4 separate regions of the Homo sapiens genome follow, and regions 1, 2 and 4 are each linked to region 3. Evidence: chromatin contacts called from ENCODE Hi-C or POLR2A ChIA-PET data. All regions are on one chromosome and are shown on one strand. The core of a region is the stretch at or near the end of the contact, and the rest is flanking DNA. Distances in the headings are between cores, read along the strand shown. Region 1 holds the start of MATK (megakaryocyte-associated tyrosine kinase). Region 2 overlaps ZFR2 (zinc finger RNA binding protein 2). Region 3 holds the start of HMG20B (high mobility group 20B). Region 4 overlaps NFIC (nuclear factor I C).

The links. Hi-C counts contacts between places; a loop is a spot of excess contacts on that map. ChIA-PET counts read pairs that join two places held with the same protein, here RNA polymerase II (POLR2A). Pooled maps may share reads with other maps.
Region 1: a loop to region 3 is called in a pooled map, with 2.6 times the contacts of the local background. The contact joins the promoter of MATK here to the promoter of HMG20B in region 3. A Hi-C loop is called at or near these places in 1 of 50 pooled maps. POLR2A ChIA-PET finds 5 or more read pairs at or near these places in 2 of 52 experiments (WTC11 and activated CD4-positive, alpha-beta T cell).
Region 2: a loop to region 3 is called in a pooled map, with 5 times the contacts of the local background. The contact joins the enhancer-like site here to the promoter of HMG20B in region 3. A Hi-C loop is called at or near these places in 1 of 37 single-sample maps with no recorded cell type and 5 of 50 pooled maps. POLR2A ChIA-PET finds 5 or more read pairs at or near these places in 1 of 52 experiments (WTC11).
Region 4: a pooled map shows a loop between it and region 3 (2.6-fold over the local background). The contact joins the enhancer-like site here to the promoter of HMG20B in region 3. A Hi-C loop is called at or near these places in 1 of 168 maps with a recorded cell type or tissue (CD4-positive, alpha-beta T cell), 4 of 37 single-sample maps with no recorded cell type and 10 of 50 pooled maps. POLR2A ChIA-PET finds 5 or more read pairs at or near these places in 2 of 52 experiments (HEK293 and naive thymus-derived CD4-positive, alpha-beta T cell).

Annotation. Positions count from the first base shown.
Region 1 is chr19:3,785,107-3,787,806 of GRCh38, reverse strand. It overlaps MATK (megakaryocyte-associated tyrosine kinase), which reads left to right and starts at 1,426. Exons shown (of 14, transcript NM_139355.3): 1 at 1,426-1,638; 2 at 2,521-2,700. The coding sequence starts at 2,672. RefSeq lists silencers at 269-467, 2,342-2,636 and enhancers at 2,342-2,636, 1,998-2,700.
Region 2 is chr19:3,811,153-3,813,852 of GRCh38, reverse strand. ZFR2 (zinc finger RNA binding protein 2) reads left to right here. Exons shown (of 19, transcript NM_015174.2): 14 at 1-33; 15 at 2,487-2,581. Among named protein-coding and RNA genes, the nearest start is that of MATK, 26 kb to the right of the region's middle. Within about 2 kb of position 1,357, at least 13 of the 41 ENCODE cell types and tissues checked have a DNase peak (open chromatin) inside an H3K27ac peak, as active enhancers do.
Region 3 is chr19:3,571,494-3,574,193 of GRCh38, reverse strand. It overlaps HMG20B (high mobility group 20B), which reads right to left and starts at 1,250. Exons shown (of 10, transcript NM_006339.3): 1 at 1,200-1,250; 2 at 847-902; 3 at 394-502. The coding sequence starts at 884. It overlaps LOC124904618 (a long non-coding RNA gene), which reads left to right and starts at 377. Exons shown (of 2, transcript XR_007067101.1): 1 at 377-1,649; 2 at 2,539-2,700. RefSeq lists silencers at 984-1,073, 1,094-1,143, 1,164-1,303 and enhancers at 1,484-1,573, 1,468-2,035, 2,036-2,604.
Region 4 is chr19:3,427,212-3,429,911 of GRCh38, reverse strand. The region is part of intron 3 of NFIC (nuclear factor I C); the gene reads right to left. Among named protein-coding and RNA genes, the nearest start is that of SMIM24, 52 kb to the left of the region's middle. Within about 2 kb of position 1,296, at least 31 of the 41 ENCODE cell types and tissues checked have a DNase peak (open chromatin) inside an H3K27ac peak, as active enhancers do.

The sequences.
Region 1 (2,700 bases), core at 177-2,676, 210 kb before region 3:
TTTTGGGGTAACAGAAGATTAAATATGGGCGCAGGCCACCTGGGCATCTCGGTTCATTGCCCTCCTAAGATGAACTTCATCTTTGTTTCAGAGGACTCATCCCTTAGAAAGGATGATAAGGTGCAAGGCGTGGTGGCTCACGCCTGTAATCCCAGCACTTTGGGAGGCCGAAATGGGAGGATCGCTTGATCCCAGGAGTCCAAGACCAGCCTGGGCAACAAAGTGAGACTTCATCTCAAAAAAATAAAAATAAAAATACAAAAGTTAGCAGGGCGTGGTGGCACGCACCTGTAATCCCAGCTACTCAGGAGGGTGAGGAAGGAGAATTGCTTGAACCCGGGAGGTGGAGGTTGCAGTGAGCCAAGATAGCGCCACTGCACTCCAGCCCGGGTAACAGAGCAAGACTCCATCTCAAAAAAAAAAAAAGGCAAAGTGGCCAATTCTTGGATTCCTCCCAGGACAGGGAACTCACCCCCTCCTGAGGCTACCCCTTCTATGGCTCTATGAAAATTTGGGAAAAAAAAAATTACCCTGTGGTCCCAGCTACACGGGAGGCTGAGGCGGGAGGCTGGCTTGAGCCCAGGTGGTCAAGGCTGTAGTGAGCTATGATCACGCCACTGCACTCCAGCCCAGGGGATAGAGTGAGACCCTGTCTCAAAAAATAAATGAATAAAAATAAAGATAAAGGCCTGCATTGGGTGAAAGCAGATTGGGCGTTTTGGTCACCCCAACCACAAAGCCATCGCTGGGGGCCAGGGCCCTGTCCACCAAGACCAAGTGAGATCAAACTGTTCTGTGAGGTGAAAGCGGGTGGGGCCCCCACCCTCCATATGGGGGAGGAAATCCCGGCTGGAAAAGGGGTACCTCCTACCTACGGGCAGAGCCAGGTCCCTCCAACTCCCAGGCCCCCCTTTTACCCTCCAAGGAGGGCAGCTCTAAGAAGTTTGCATCCGGATGATTACAGTTCCCGATGATTCTGTTACTCCAATTTTCCCTTAATGTTGATGATTATGATAATGATATTGATAGCGGCTGACATTTTGAAAGCTTTTTTTTTGTCAACCACCAATAGCCCTCTGAGACGGTGGGTGCTCAAATGGGCGACACTGAGGGAGTTGGAATTGCAGAGTACGAAGTGTCCTCTGGGAGTCCGGGCTTGGCGCCTTGCTTATCTCCCCGGACGGGCAGCTCACTCTCCCTCACCCCCGGTCCCCGCCGCGCGCACTGGCGGCGCCCGTTCCACGCTCCAAGAACCCCGCTTCCCAGGGTGGGTGGGGGGTGCACGCCCGACAGGGCCAGGTCAGGGCCAGGCGTGGAGCCCGCGTGCGCCCCGGGACCCCGCCCGGGGCGCGCGGGAGGCGCCGGGGGCCGCGGAGGCGGGGCGGGGAGGGGCCGGCGGCGGCGGCGGCGCGCGGAGGAGACCGCAGTGCGGCCGGCGCTAGGACCCGCGGGGGCCTCCCAGGCCGCGGCGCCTCCCGCTTTCCCCCACTCCCCGACCCTTCTTCGCCCCCAAAATGAGGAAACGGAGCAACTCGCTCCAAGTTGTGCAGCCGGGACCGCCTCGGGGTGTGCAGCCGGCTCGCGGAGGCCCTCCTGGGGGCGGGCGCGGGGCGCGGCTCGGGGGCGCCCCCTGAGCAGGTGAGCACGTCGGCGGGGAGACGTGGAGAGACCCCGAGGCCGGGGTGGGGGGAAACCCCGAGGGCTCTAGGCGGGGGTGGGCCCGGGACGTGCGCAGGAAGGGCCGGTGTGTGCGCGAGTGTGCGCGTCCCGGGCGCGCAGCGGGTGCGCGGCTGGGGCGGAGGGTGCTCAGAGGCGATCGGACCCCGCGTGGTGGTGGCTGGGGTTTCCTGGGTGCGGGTGTGCGCGGCTACGAGCCCCGGGCGTGTGTACCCGCGCGTCCACGTGGAGGGCTGTGCGCGTGTGGCCGAAAAGCGTGTGCGCGGCCCTGCGTAGCGCCCTGCGTGCCCGAGTGGCCCGGCGCTGGCGCCCAGGTGTTCCAGTGTGGGGCGGCTGTGTGTGTGCCGGGGGCGGGGGACAGGTGCGCACGTTCCCAGGTGTGGAGCGCTTGTGCGCGCGGATGCGCGGGGACGTGTGCGCACACCTGTTTCCACGTGGACGTGGTCCTTTGCTTGTCTGCGCGCAGCTGTGTCCGAGCCCTGTGTGTTTCTGTGCGTGTGCATGCATCCGTATGCGTGTGAGTACACGTGGGACTGGAGGATTTCATGGGAGGCGCATCTTGGAGGGGCCGAGACTCACCCCCCAGCACCGCCCACTTCCCAGCCACTAGCGGTCGGGGAGATGGGGGAGGCAGGGAGGCTCCCCCACCCCTGCAGCAATGAGTGACTTTGTGTGTCTGTCCTGGGTTTGGGGGGGGATCAGAGAGGCTCAGCGGGTGGCCGGAGGAGCCCAGCAGGGCTACAGGACCCGCCCCTGCCCCCAGCTCCACCCCACGGTCAGAGATTCTTGGGAATGACCTTGACTCATCCCTATTTCCCCACCCTGCCCCTGCCTACCAACCAGAAAACAGGAAGAACCAGGCTCGGTCCAGTGGCACCCAGCTCCCTACCTCCTGTGCCAGCCGACTGGCCTGTGGCAGGCCATTCCCAGCGTCCCCGACTGTGACCACTTGCTCAGTGTGCCTCTCACCTGCCTCAGTTTCCCTCTGGGGGCGATGGCGGGGCGAGGCTCTCTGGTTTCCTG
Region 2 (2,700 bases), core at 108-2,607, 240 kb before region 3:
CTCTGATGCGGGAGGACCCCTCCACAGACCCAGGTGCGGCCCAGCCCTTCCTTCCAACCACTGTCCCCCTCACGCTTCCCCAGGGCGCTCCCCACACCCAGGCCTGGGGCAGCGTCCGCCTCTGCCCTGAGCAGGAAATGCCACAGCAGCCACGCTCCAGCACTGCTGTCCCCCTGAGGATTCCATGGGTCACACAAGAGCTGGGTCTCCGGGCAGCAGAGGCGGCGAGTCGGTGACAGCATCAGATGGGCTCAGAGCCTGGCTGCAGGGGCCTTGCTCGGGCAAGCGACACCGTGTCACCTCCCTTGCCCTTACCCAGGGCTGGCACCTGCTTCTCAGGCCCTGGTGACACCAGCCCTGGCGGCAAAGGACAGGTCTGAGCCATTTCCCCTGGGTCACGGCAGAAGCTCAGTTTGACTCTGTCCATCAGTCACCACAGTCCCAGTGCCACTGATTAGGAATGTAGGGAATCGGGGGTCTTAAAGCCAGACCTGCCAGGCCTGGGAGGGTGGGTGAGGGGCCGGGCCAGGCTAGGGGCAGCGAGGGTCTTGGCCAGCGGCCACAGCGAAGACAGGCATCAGTAACACACTGCACGTCTGTGCTCCCGAAGTCTCAGCCAGCTGTGGAATCTTCCAGAACAGTCTCTAGGGCAGTTTTCCAAACTCCTATCATCTTTTACCCCCTTCGTAATCTTTTTTGGTCATAACTGAGGGCCATGACCTACTGATGTTTCTCTTTCAATCGATTTGGTATTTTTTGTTTGTTTGTTTTTTGAGACAGAGTCTCGCTCTGTTGCCCAGGCTGGAGTGCAATGGCGCAATCTCAGCTCACTGCAACTTCCGCCGCCTGGGTTCAAGCGATTCTCCTGCCTCAGCCTCCGAGTAGCTGGGACTACAGGTGTGCGCCACTATACCCAGTTAATTTTTTTGTATTTTTAGTAGAGACAGGGTTTTACCAGGTTGGCCAGGTTGGTCTCGAACTCCTGACTTCAGGTGATCCACCCACCTCGGCCTCCCAAAGTGCTGGGATTACAGGCATGAGCCACCATGCCTGGCCCAATTTGTTTTTTAAAGCTTAAGTGTTTTGTTTTGTTTTTTAATAAGAGCCTTGAATCATTAAATGGAAAGTCACGATCAGTCCTCACAAATAGTCATCTAAAAACTAAGTACAGTGTGGGGAAGAGAGTGGCTTTTGGCGCTAGCTGAAGGCTGTGACACAAATGCGGAGGAGGCTGGGGAGTGGCGCGGTTGTGGGGGCGGGTTAAGGGTTGGCGGCCACTAGACAGTGGCTCTTTCCTGGCTCGGGTGGGTGATGAAGTGAGCGGAAATCCTTCTGTGAGGACAGATCAGTGACAGAAGAGCCCCGTGAGCCGCCCCCCAGGAAAGTGCACTTCCTGTCGGCCTTTTCCTGCCCCCGCTTCCTCTCCCCAGGCCCAGCGTGGTGGGGAGGTGAGCTTCTAAAACTCCCTTTTTAGGTCGGGCACAGCGGCCCACCTCTCTAATCCCAGCACTTTTGGAGGTCCAAGTGGGAGGATTGCTTGAGCCCAGAAATTCGAGACCAGCCTGGGCAAGGTAGTGAGACCCCATTTATAAAAAAAACAAAAAAATTTGGCCAGGCGCGGTGGCTCACGCCTGTAATCCTAGCACTTTGGGAGGCCAAGGCCGGCGGATCACCTGAGGTGAGGGGTTCGAGATCAGCCTGGCCAACACGGTGAAACGCTGTCTCTACTAAAAATATAAAAATTAGCTGGGCGTGGTGGCGTGCGCCGGTAATCCCAGCTACTCAGGAGGTTGAGGCAGGAAAATCACTTGAACCCGAGAGGCGGAGGTTGCAGTGAGCCAAGATTGCGCCACTGCATTCTAGCCTGGGCAACAGAGTGAGACTCCATCTCAACACAAACAAACAAATAAATAAATAAATAAATATTAGCTGGGTGTGGTGGTGCACGCCTGCAGTCCCAGCTACTCAGGAGGCTGAGGCAGGAGGATCACGTGAGCCCAGGAGTTCGAGGTTGCAGTGAGCTCCAGTCACACCACTGCACTCCAGCCTGGGCCACAGAGCGAGACCCTGTCTCTAAATACGTAAAAAATAAAATCCCCACCGGGCACGGTGGCTCACGCCTGTAATCCCAGCACTTTGGGAGGCTGAGGTGGGAGGATCACCTGAGGTCAAGAGTTCAAGACCAGCCTGGCCAACATGGGGAAACCCCGTCTCTACTAAAAATACAAAAATTAGCCAGATGTGGTGGCGGGCACCTGTAATCCCAGCTACTTGGAAGGCTGAGGCAGGAGAATCACTTGAACCCCGGAGACAGAGGTTGCAGTGAGCCAAGATCATGCCACTGCACTCCAGCCTGGGTGACACAGTGAAACTGTGTCTCAAAAAAAAAAAAGCGTCGAGGGGCCCAAACTGAGCCCCTCACCCCGTCGGCAGCAGAGCGGGACGAGGCACCTTCCCCGCACACCTCGAGGTTTTTCTTCTAGAAGGTGTGGAGGAGCCTCAGGCTGATGCAGGTGATGTCCTGAGCCCCAAGAAGTGCCTCGAGTCCCTGGCCGCCCTCCGTCATGCCAGGTGGTTTCAGGTCAGGGGGGCAGGGGTGGAGCAGGGGGAGAGGGGTGACTTTGAGGAACGTAGCTCAGAGGCACCAGGTCAACCCGGCGCGGCCGCCTCAGCCCCGTGGGCTCCCAGCGCAGACCGGGA
Region 3 (2,700 bases), core at 1-2,500:
CCAGGGGTGAGGGGATCTGAGGAACTATGGGCCGAGGTTTGAGTACAGGGTTGGCGTTGACTTCGGTTGTGGGCGTGGCCTCTGCTTGGTGGGCGTGGTTTTCTGCTGGAGAACGGGCCCACAGGACCAAGGGGAGGGTGCCGCCCCCAAGGAGTGGAAGTGGGCGGGACCTTAGAGTGGGCAGAGCTGGCATTGTGCGGTGGGCGGGGCCTGGACTTAGAGTGGCAGAGGACCTGTCAGGGGCGTGGCAGCTGGCACGGGGCGGGGTCTCAGCTTCCAGAGGAAAATGGGCTGTGGGCGGAGCCACAAGCAATTCAAATCCAGCCTGGGGCGGGGCTTCGAGGCTGGGGCGGGAGCCCGGGGCCTCCCCCAGCTCAGCGCAGGGACTCTCACCTCCTCCTCGTGGGACCCCTTCTCGCCCGCGCGTGGACCCTCGCCGCGCTCTTGCTTGACAGTCACCACGAAGCCCCCATGCTGGCCCGGAGCCTTGCCGCCCGCCGGCCTGGAGCCAAGGATACCGCGGTCAGCCCCGTCCCAAGAATCTCCCCTCCCCCAAAAGCCCACCCCAGGGCGTTTTGACCCCCGACGGCGGGGCTGCAGCGAGAGTGCATGAGCCCGAGGAGGCAGGGTCTGATGGGGTCAGTATCCGGGGAAGGTGGGACAAGCGGGGCTCCTGGGAGGGACTGGAGGCCGAGGTGGGGGGTGCAGAATTGGGTGGAGGGAGAAGCCCCCTGACCCAGGTGGGGGAGTCAAGACTCCGGCGGGAGGGACTGGGTCAGGGGTTCAGGAGCTAGGGCTGCAGCCGGGAAAGTAGCGAGGGCGTGGGGAGGGGATCAGTGCACTCACGCGGCGGCCGCGCCGGGCTGCTTGGGGCCGTGGGACATGGCCGCTCCGGGCCGGACCTGGAACACGGACGCGGGCGGAGGTGAGTAGCGCCCGGGCTGCCCGATGGCAGACCGCGAACTGGGGTACCCCGCGATGGAGAGCCCCGGGATGCCGGGCCCGGAGCGCTGGGGGGGCCGGATCCAGGGGCAGGGAAGTCCTCGAGGGCGGGCGCCCCAAGAATCCTTTGTTGGGCGATTGCCCCCCCCGGGAGGCCTGGGCCGGTTTCCCCCGGGCCAGGAAAGACCCCGGCCCGGCCCTGGGACCCCTGCACCCCCGCCCCCTCTCAGGGCCCGGAGTTCCGCGGCTGTTTTCACCTCCAAAGAAACTTTCCCGGACCTCCCGACTGCGCGACGCTCCAACCAACCGCCCGCAGCCCGCCCCCGTCGGCCGCCCCGCCCCTCCCCGCCCCCGGCATGCTAATGAAGGCCTCGGCGAACGGTCCCATTGGGTGAGACCTTCCCCCCGGGCGAGCCCATGCAGATACCGATCGGCGCGCCGGCCGGCGATTGGTTGGGGAGGTTGCTGAGTCGCGTGGGAGGTTGGTAAGGAAGGCTGCGGGCGGTGCGTCAAGTTCGGCTGCGCTCGGCCGCGCTCGGGACCAATCGGGAGCGAGTGGCGGACTTGCCGGGCGGAGCCTCTTAAAGGGCCAGTAGGAGAGGCGCGGACTCCTCCTCCCTCTCTGAAGGCAAGACTCCCAGCCGCTGCCGGATGGGGCGACCGGCGGATCCGGGTCGGGCCCCGCCCCGGTTGCCATGGGGACGGAGGTGGGTTGCTAGGGTTAAGGTCCTGCGAGGCAGTCCCCAGCCCTAGGCAAGGTGGGACCTGTTCTTAACATCCTGCAAAACCTAGCGGAGAAGTTTCCTATGTATTTACTCAGTTTAGAGCCCCCGACGTCCGGATCCGAGGGCTTCTGGCCATAGGGGCTGCTCTCCCTCTGGGGTCTCGGCTTTCCCCCCTGTGCAACGGGGACATCACACGATATCCAGGACAGAGAGACTGGGATGCTGGGAAGCTGAGAACTGGGTGTGGGTCAGGCAGGGGGTGGGGTTGGGAGCTGGGCTGGAAGTGTTTGGGGAAAGATGGTGGTGAAGGGAGATGGCAAGGACTTCGTGAGGATGGGTCAGGAGGCTCCGCTCTGGTGGATCAGGGACCTCCCAGCAGCAGTCTAGGCTTCTGGCCCAAGTTGGGGCTGCTCACCTCCTCTTTTGTTTTTGAGACGGAGTCTCACCCTGTCGTCCAGGGTGGAGTGCAGTGGCTGGATCTCGGCTCACTGCAACCTCTGCCTCCCGGGTTCAAGCAATTCTCTGCCTCACCCTCCCGAGTAGCTGGGATTACACGCGCCTGCCACCACGCCCGGCTAATTTTTGTATTTTTAGTAGAGACAGGGTTTCACCATCTTGGCCAGGCTGGTCTTGAACTCCTGACCTCGTGATCCACCCGCCTCGGCCTCCCAAAGTGGTGGGATTACAGACGTGAGCCCCCACGCCCGGCCCACTTCCTCTTCCTCAAGTCCGCTTAAATGTCACTTGCTCAGCCAGGCCTTCTCTGATTTTTTTTTTGCCTCCATAAGTCGGCTTCTCCCTGTGGCCTGCCTGTTTGGTTCACAGCATTGCCCATGGTGGATGCTCAATACACATTCATTGAATCCTTCAGATGTCTAGGAGGCAGATGCAGCTGCTTTGGAAAACAGACTGGCATTTCCTCAAAGGGTTAAATAAATGTGGAATCACCATGCAATTCAGCAGTTCACTCCTAGGAATATACTCCAGACAACTGAAAACAGGTGTTCAAACAAAAGCGTGTACACAAGCGTCG
Region 4 (2,700 bases), core at 47-2,546, 140 kb after region 3:
GACTGTTGGCTTCTCCGATGGGGATGATGTTTCATCACCTCCCTGAGGGCCACGATGTTCCCGGCACTGGGAACAGCCCGTGCAAAGGCCTCCGGGTAGAAATGCACTTGGCAAGTTGCAGGCCAGCAGGGTTGGAGTGGAAAGAGCCAGGGAGCCTGGTAGGTTTGGAGGTGGGACAGGCTCTTGGCTTTTGGGTGGCGGTGGGAGCAGTTCCTCTCCCGGCCCCCAGGGGGCAGCACGGACTGCAGGGAGCTCAGGGCTGTGTCCAGTTCTGCAGACCCAAACCCCCGCCAGTCCCCCTGTTACAATCTTTCTTTTTTAGAGACAGAATTTTGCTCTGTTGCCCAGGCTCGAGTGCAGCGGTGCAATCATAGCTCACTGCAGCCTCGAACTCCTGGGCTGAAGTGATGCTCCTGCCTCAGCCTCCCAAGTAGCTGGGACTACAGGCACGCATCACCACCCTTGGCTAATTTTTGTATTATTATTATTACTTTTTGTAGAGATAGGGTCTTGCTATGTTACCCAGGCTGGTCTCAAACTCCTGGGCTCAGGCGATCCTCCCACCTCAGCCTCCCAAGTAGCTGGGATTACAGGCATGCACCTCCGTGTTTGGCTAGTGTGTGTGTGTGTGTGTGTGTGTGTGTGTGTGTGTGTGTGTATATATTTTTTTTTTTTTTTTTGGGGTAGAGATAGGGTCTTGCTATATTACCCAGGCTGGTCTTGAACTCCTGGGGCTAGTGTGTGTGTGTGTGTGTGTGTGTGTGTGTGTGTGTGTATATTTTTTTTTTGGGTAGAGATAGGGTCTTGCTATATTACCCAGGCTGGTCTTGAACTCCTGGGCTCAAGCGATCCTCCCGCTTCAGCCTCCCAAAGTGCTGGGATTGCAGGCGTGAGCCACCGCACCCGGCCCCCTGTTACAGTCATTTGCTGAGTGAAGGCAATGAACCAACCCTGCCCCGCGCTGGGAGGTTCAGGGCCACGCATTCTGAAGAGGACAGAGCGGTGGCCCCCGAGTGTCCAGGAGAAGTGGCCAGAGCCGTTTCCTGCTGACCCAGCTGGCCAGCTGGTGTCAGCACGCCCCCTCCGCCTCCCCCGACCGGGGTTTCCTGTTTGTGCAGCGCCTGCTCAGCTCCATCTCTGGGGGACTCCCTGGCGAGCTGGGAGGACGTGATTTCCTCTACCAGACGCCCAAGCTCCCCAGGGGACCAGGCCAAGCGCCGCTGCCCCCACCTCCCTCCAACATCTGGCTTGGAGAGAGGCGTCTGGGGATCACAGGAGGCCGCGGAGGACCCGGGTCACAGACGGAGGAGTCACCGGGGGCCAGTGAGGAGTGGCCTCAGGCCTGTGAACCTCCGAGAACCTTCCAGCCTCCCTGTGCATGCCTGTTCCGGTCCTTCCAAGAAGGACGCCTCACCCACTCGCTTTCTCTTCCTTCCTTCTTTTCCTTTCCTTTTTTTTTTTTGAGACAGTCTCACTCTATCCCCCAGGCTGGAGTGCAGTGGCGTGATCTCGGCTCACTGCAACCTCCGCCTCCTCCTGGGTTCAAGCAATTCTCCTGCGTCAGCCTCCCGTGTCCTCCTAGTACAGATGGGGTTTCGCCATGTTGGCCAGGCTGGTCTTGAACTCCTGACCTCAGGTCATCCACCTGACTCGGCCTCCCAAAGTACTGGGATTACAGGTGTAAGCCACTGCGCCCTGGCCCCTTCCTTCTTTTTCTTTTCTTTTCTTTTTTTTTTTTTTGAGACGGAGTTTTTACTCTTGTTGCCCAGGCTAGAGTGCAATGGCGCGATCTCAGCTCACTGCAACCTCTGTCTCCCGGGTTCAAGCAATTCTCCTGCCTCAGCCTCTCGGGTAGCTGGGATTACAGGCATGTGCCTCCACGCCTGGCTAATTTTTGTATATTCAGTAGAGACAGGGTTTCTCCATGTTGATCAGGCTAGTCTCAAACTCCTGACCTCAGGTGATCCACCCACCTCAGTCCCCCAAAGTGCTGGGATTACAGGCGTAAGCCCCCGCACCCGGCCCTTCTTTTTCTCTCTCTCTTTCTTTTCTTTCTTTCTTTCCTTCTTTCTTCTTCTTCTTTTTTTTTTTTTTTTTTGACAGAGTCTCGCTGTGTCGCCCAGGGTGCACAATCTCGGCTCACCACAACCTCTGCCTCCTGGGTTCAAGCGATTCTCCTGCCTCAGCCTCCCGACTAGCTGGGATTATAGGTGTGTGCCAACATGCCCGACTAATTTTTGTATTTTTAGTAGAGACGGTTTCACCATGTTGGTCAGGCTGGTCTCGAACTCCTGACCTCAGGTGATCCACCTGCCTTGGCCTCCCAAAGTGCTGGGATTACAGGCGTGAGCCACCGCACTTGGCCCCTTCCTTCTTTTTCATCTCTCCTCCTTCCTCTCCCCATATATCCTCTCTTGTCTTCTTCTCTCTGCTTCATCCCTCCCTCTCTCCTTCTTTTCTTTCTACAAGTATTTATTGAGCACCCACTCTGCATCAGGCCCCATTCTAAGCCCTGAGGGCACAACAGAGATGTAGACAGACAAAGCCTCTGCCCTGGAGGAGGTGACATTCCACTGGGGAGATGAGCAGACACCCGTGCAGTCACTAAACAACTAAGCAAATCCATAGGCAATCACTAACTTCCTCTGAAGGAAAGAAAACAGAGGGCTGAGACTGAGGGTAGCCAGGCTGGGCGCGGTG